Regions from separate parts of the Homo sapiens genome. Here region 2 is linked to region 1. Evidence: chromatin contacts called from ENCODE Hi-C data. All regions are on one chromosome and are shown on one strand. Each heading gives the region's core, a stretch centred on a gene start or an enhancer-like site at or near the end of the contact. The rest is flanking DNA. Distances are from core to core; before and after follow the strand shown. Region 1 holds the start of GTF3C4 (general transcription factor IIIC subunit 4). Region 2 holds the start of REXO4 (REX4 homolog, 3'-5' exonuclease).

The links. Hi-C counts contacts between places; a loop is a spot of excess contacts on that map. Pooled maps may share reads with other maps.
Region 2: a loop to region 1 is called in a map of gastrocnemius medialis, with 8 times the contacts of the local background. The contact joins the promoter of REXO4 here to the promoter of GTF3C4 in region 1. A Hi-C loop is called at or near these places in 1 of 168 maps with a recorded cell type or tissue (gastrocnemius medialis) and 6 of 50 pooled maps.

What each region holds. Positions count from the first base shown.
Region 1 is chr9:132,668,915-132,672,136 of GRCh38, reverse strand. It overlaps GTF3C4 (general transcription factor IIIC subunit 4), which reads right to left and starts at 1,673. Exons shown (of 5, transcript NM_012204.4): 1 at 1,182-1,673. The coding sequence starts at 1,538. DDX31 (DEAD-box helicase 31) reads left to right here and starts at 2,154. Exons shown (of 20, transcript NM_022779.9): 1 at 2,154-2,277. The coding sequence starts at 2,203. RefSeq lists silencers at 1,385-1,514, 1,935-2,084 and enhancers at 1,665-1,744, 1,430-2,297.
Region 2 is chr9:133,416,479-133,419,700 of GRCh38, reverse strand. It overlaps REXO4 (REX4 homolog, 3'-5' exonuclease), which reads left to right and starts at 1,691. Exons shown (of 8, transcript NM_020385.4): 1 at 1,691-2,081. The coding sequence starts at 1,857. It also overlaps a transcript of ADAMTS13 not described here. RefSeq lists an enhancer at 1,377-1,596 and a silencer at 1,707-1,946.

The DNA.
Region 1 (3,222 bases), core at 424-2,923:
ATTTGTTTACACTTGAACAAATGTGTTCATATCTTCTTCAAGAAGATCTTAGAGGAAGCTTAGTCATACAAGCTGACTAACAATCTAACAACAGAAAGATGTTTGAAACTTGAATTAAGTATGCTACAAAGTGATGAGGGTTATCTGCACCCTACCTATAGCTAATGACTCATATTTTCAATGGTTTTCCAAAATAAGAGTTTACGAACACATAAACATGTTCTCTATGTGCGGATACACATCTTTACAGTGCTTATCACTACCTGACAGGACCTTATCATTTGTGCTTGACTTGCCAAAGAATGTAAGCTTCATGAGGGCAGGGGTTCTGTTTTGTACACTGCTTTATTTCCAGAACATGGGGCAGCACCAAGCAGAATGGTATTCAAATATCTATTGAATGTATGAATATACACTGACAGTTCACATGTAAGCGTACACCTCTATCAAGGATATATGGAAAGTTTTTACACCTCTAAGCAACTAAAAGGAACGCTATGGCTTACTACTTGACCTTGCGCTTGAAGTTTAAGATAGGTAGTTGTTTCGAATCTTTATTTTCATTCAACATCCCAAAGATGTTTAGCTAGTAAAGAAAAACTAAAGTACAAACCCCGAGATCCAGTATTTACCCGTTTGCCCAAGGAGAGGCGAGGACCATTCATAATAAAGTCACTGAAACAATTAAGACAATGGATGGGACCAGTTTTTCTTTTCTGAAGCTAAAGAGGCGCGAGAGGAGGACACACACAGTAGACAAAGCCAGCCAAGAACCTCGGAAAGTCGGCCCCAAACAATAGCAGCAACGACAGAGGCAGGCCCCGGGTTGGATCTACAGGGGGTGGAGTCTCAGAAAGCACCATCGAGTAACCCGCTCCATGTGCGGGCCCGACGGAGGGGCGAAGGAGGGGTTCCTGGGACTCAACTCCGGGAAGCCCCCTGGGTGTGTACCTGTGTTTGCGGCGGCGGGTGACCTGGGGAAACAGGGTGCAGACAGCTGCAGAGCTTTTCTTTTTTTTTTTTTAAGCTGTGGTAACCCTGGCTGCTTAATAAATCCCCAGCGCTCGGTGCGAAGAGGGAAATCCCCGGACAGAGTGTGGGATCGGATTCCCCTGGGACGGATGATGCGGCCGCGAGAGGGGGACAGGGGAAGACCCCAGGGATGGCGGGGGATGACTTACTTTGAGGAGACAGCTGTTGAGCGGTGCGGGCACCGAGGTGCGGTGGATAACCAGGTCCTGGCCCGGGTTGTGCACGTCGCAGATGAGCTCCAGCACAGCGATGCTGCGGGCCGTGGACACAGACACGCGGTGGTCCTCGGACCAAGCCAGCGGTTCCAGGCCGCTCACCGCATACTGCAGCTTCACGGCCGGCTCCCGCCGAGTCACCATGAGGCGGAATGCAGCGCTGGGCCCCGGGGCCGCGTCCGCTGCTGGCTCCTTCCCGCCCGCCTCGCCGCCCCCCTCTCCCTCCTCCTCCCCAGACGGCGCAGGCCCGTCGTCCGCGGGCCCCACCCGGGCCTGGTCGGCCGTGTTCATCTTCTCTCAGGTGCAGAGGTCGGACGCCCTGGCGCTCCACGCAGTCGCGCGACCACCTCCCGGACCGCCGCCGCCACCCCCAGCGCCCTCCGCGGCGGTTTTCTCCCCTCAGGCCCCGAGCGCCGCCGAGCCAAGAAGGACCCCGCCGTTGCCAGGCAACGCGGCCCTACCAGGTGGCCAAGGAACTGCCTGTCCAGAAAAAGGACAGCGAGCGGGGAGCCCCGAGGACCCCCTTTTCCCTGCCCAGGGATTGAGCTCCAGAGCCTGTTAGGGAGCTACCCAGACAGGCTTTAGTTCCTAAAGTGCTGAGGAAACGCACGGGGCGGTAAAGGGGAGGCTCGTCGGTGAGATGGCGCCGGATCTCGCTTCTCAGAGGCATTCAGAGAGCTTCCCCAGCGTGAACTCTCGGCCGAATGTAATTTTGCCAGGCCGCGAGGGACGCAGAGAGGGGCTGCCACCAGGCGGGGGCACGCGCGGTAGTCTTGTCCCTACCCGCCCGGTGCCGCCGTCCCCGGCTCCCCTCGGGACGAGTCCGTACAGCTGGAGCCGTTCCGGACCCGGAAGGGGCGGTGGCGCAGGGTCCTCGCGCGTCCCACGTGGGGTCCCGGGCCCAGCAGTCTGCGCACCGGGCTCGCTGCTGCACCACGCGTCACCCACGCAGACCATGGCAGCCGCCGACGGTTCGCTCTTCGACAACCCCAGGACGTTCTCCAGACGTCCCCCAGCCCAGGCGAGTCGGGTGAGTTCTGACCCGGCTTCAGCTCCGTCCCCACCCGCGGCCCGGCTGTGGGCGCGCCGCGAGCTGCAGCCGTGCCTTGGAGTCGGGTTTCGAGTCATTCACGGAGTTAAGCGGGAGAAAGACACCGGGCAGCTTCGGGACAAGTTGCGCCGAAACACGTGTCTCTAACCGGAACACCACCCGCAGGGATGCGCCTGGAAGCGGGGAGTGGAGCGGTGTGGAGGGGCGGGGAGCTGGCTCCTGCGCCTAGAAAAGTAAAGGAAGGAATTAGAGGCTGTTTCCCGTGGAAGGTAGGACCTGAAGTTCCGGCGCAAGTCCCAGGCCAAAGCTTAACTTCTCTAAGCCAGTTTCCTCGACTGAGTGCGGACTAAGCTCTGATTTTTTTTTTTATCTTGCCCACATTCCTGTCTGGGAAGAGTCATGCCCTACAAACCATAAATTCTCATCAGATGGCTTTCATTTAACCCTATATATCGTGACTTACTTTCCAAACTGGCTCTGGCCTAACATTATGTGACAAAGAAGAAAGTTAAAATATTACCCCTAAACATGTTTCTTTGCCACATTTTGAAATGGCTTTGCAAAGCTGTTCTTTGGGGGGGGCGGGCGGGGTGGACATTTGCATCTGCAAAGAATCTCTATTAACATAGCTAGATCTTTTTCTTCCAGGCCCTCCCAATCCTAAAGAGATTAAGAGTCTACCACCTTTCAAAGATCTGAATAGGAAACACTTGTCTGTTGTCTCTAAGGGCAGCCACTAAAGACTTGAAAAGAACCTTGGTCTCCACAATCTTTTATCTTAACCTGAGCATTTTCTTTGTATCCATCCCAGGTGTTTAGACAAACTCAACCGTCAACTAGAAAATGTTTAAATTTACCTATAGCCTGGAAGCCCCCGCTTTGAGTTGTCCCACCTTTCTGGACAAAACCAGTGTATTTCTGAAA
Region 2 (3,222 bases), core at 442-2,941, 750 kb before region 1:
CCATATCTGGTTCCCATCTCTCTGTCCTCGTCCTTCTCAGCCTCTCAGCAGCATCTGATGTGGTTTATTCTCCCCCTGGATTCTCTGATGCCACTCACATCCGCTTCTCCTCCCACTGCACTGACTGCTCCCCCTCAGCCTCCTCTGCTGCTTCGCCCCTGGAGAGCCCCCAGCACCTGCTATCTGGTCTTAACCCTTCACTCCCTATATTGGTACTCTCTCTTTGGATGAACTAACCCAGGTTCATGTTTCAACACTAATTATGTGCTGACGATTTCCAAATTACATCTCCAGCACTGACCCTTCCCTAAGCTTAGGAATCTTATATCCTGCTGCTGATTAGACGTCTCTCCTTGGTGACTGACGGCCCGTTCAAACTCAGCAAGTGTGAAAAGGAGCTCATGGCTCCACCCCCATACTTCACCCTGCTCCCCGCAGACATTTATTGAGATGATAAATGGCCACACCCAATTGCTCAGACCAAAATCCTAGGAGCCTCACTTCCCTGTTACTCCATCAACCTCTGCCTGTTACACACGCACATCAAATCTACCCACTCCCGGCCGGGCACGGTGGCTCACACCTGTAATCCCAGCGCTTTGGGAGGCCGAGGCGGATGGATCACTGGAGGTCAGGAGTTCAAGACAGCCTGGCCAACGTGGCGAAACCCCAGGTCTACTAAAAATACAAAAATTGGCAGAGAGTGGTGGCGTGCACCTATAGTCCCAGCTACTCAGGAGGCTGAGGCAGGAGAATCGCTTGAACCCAGGCGGCAGAAGTAAGGGAGGAGACCACCCCTCATATTGTCTTATGCCCAATTTCTGCTTCCAAATAAAGAAGTAAAAACTAAAAGGCAGAAATAAAATCCACAGGCAGACAGCCCGGCGCCGCGCCCTGGGCCTGGTTAAAGATCAATCCTTGACCTAACCGGTTATGTTATCTATAGATTTCAGACATTGTATGGAAAAGCATTGTGAAAATCCCTGTCCTGTTCTGTTGCGTTCTGATTACCGGTGCATGCAGCCCCCAGTCACGTACCCCCTGCTTGCTCAATCGATCACGACCCTCTCACACAGACCCCCTTAGGGTTGTAAGCCCTTAAAAGGGACAGGAATTGCTCACTCAGAGAGCTCGGTTTTTGGAGACGTGAGTCTGCCGATGCTCCCCACTAAATAAAGCCCTTTCCTTCTACAATTCGGTGTCTGAGGGGTTCTTGTCTGCGGCTCGTCCTGCTACAGAGTGAACTGGCAGGAACTCCTCCCGGTGCCTGGGCCTCAGTTTCCCCACTGTACGTGGAAGATGAGCCGCTGTGAGGCTGAGCAAGGAGCAGCCCAAGGCGGGAAAGGCTCGAGAGTCCAGGACGCAGGCGAGCGACCTAGCCCGGCTCTCACTAGCCCCACCGCCCAGTGCCCCCAGCTCAGCTGCCCTACCAGGTGCTACACACACAGCGGCCCCCCAGTTCCCTTCCGGCGTTCGCATCTCTCATCCCCATCCCGGATCTTGGGGAGGTCCTCGGCTTGCCCCAGTCAAACTCGAGGTCGATGACCCCGGATGCCGCTGGCTAAGGCGGCGGCCCAAGTCCCGTGCGGGTGAACCGCCCAGGCTGCGCGGAACCAGAGGCAGGGATCCGGTTTCCAGCCGGTTGTGGAGAGACGAGCGCTTCCGGGGACTGGAGCGTGCGTGCTGAGGTATGCGCAACGCGTGCGGGGTCTCTTCCGGAGTCTTTTCCTGGACGGGGTCCCTGCGGTGGGTGTGTTTCGGCCTGGCCTGGGCAGGCGCTTGTGCTGCCAGGGCGCCGGGCCCGGGGAGGCCGGGGTCTCGGGTGGCCGCCGGCCCAGGCGCTGGACGGCAGCAGGATGGGGAAGGCGAAGGTCCCCGCCTCCAAGCGCGCCCCGAGCAGCCCCGTGGCTAAGCCGGGTCCTGTCAAGACGCTCACTCGGAAGAAAAACAAGAAGAAAAAAAGGTTTTGGAAAAGCAAGGCGCGGGAAGTAAGCAAGAAGCCAGCAAGCGGCCCCGGTGCTGTGGTGCGACCTCCAAAGGCACCAGAAGACTTTTCTCAAAACTGGAAGGCGCTGCAAGAGGTGAGGCTTGAGGGGGCCCGGGCGGAGCGCTGCGCAGCTCATTCCCGCAGAACGCGACGGAGGGAAAGACTTGGGTAGCCCCAAAAGACCTGTAAAGGCAGATTTGAATCGAAATCTTGTAAACAGCTTTTCACAAGAAAGGTGGCCTGTTGAGGGAGGTCTCGAACTTGTTTGCTTGAAAGAAATTGATGAAAGAATTATTTCAAGTACAAAAAAGCAAAGATAAACCCTTGTACCTTTTGCATAATGAACTAACTAGAATGGATTTTACAAAGAGAAATTTAGCTTAAAATCCCGAAACCAGGCCGGGCGCGGGGCCTCACGCCTGTGATCCCAGCACTTTGGGAGGCCGAGGCGGGCAGATCCCCTGAGGTCAAGAGTTCAAGACCAGCCCGGCCAACATGGTGAAACCCCGTGTCTACTAAAAAAGTACAAAAAATATTAGCCGGGCGTGATGGCGCGCGCCGGTAGTCGCAGCTACTCGGGGAGCCTGAGGCAGAAGAATCGCTTGAACCCGGGAGGCAGAGGCAGTAGTAAGCCGAAATCGCGCCACTGCACTCCAGCCTGGGCGACAGAGCGAGACTCCATCTCAAACAACAACAACGAAAGAACACACTGGTCTGTGTAGCAAGACAGGGAGAAAGAAGATTCCTGTGTAGAAGTGAAAAGCAGATAGCAGACATGTGATGGGGTTCTAGCGACACTTACGGTCTTGAAGTAAATACTAATTGAGCTCCTAAAAATGTGCACTCTGCCATGTGCTCTATGCCATGCGTGTTGCAATCCCCACAATAAGACTGTGAGGTGGACACTTCCATCATCGCTATTGTACAGATGAGGAAATAGGCTGGAAAAGTTTAAATAGATCATCTAAGATTGCGGCTGGGAACCAGGTGGCTGACTCTGGAGTCCATGCTTTTAAGGCTGTGTTGTACCTGCTGTCTCCCTAGTGACCTGCACTTCTGTAGAGGTTGCCTGCTCTCTCCTAGACACTCTTCCACGTGCGTCACTCATACATTCTTACCACATCCCTTGGAGCTCCCTTGGAGCTACCTCCTGTTAGGATCATAGCTCACTGCTGCCTGGGCTCCAGTGATTCTCCTGCCTCAGCCTCCCGAGTAGCCCACACGTGTAATCCCAG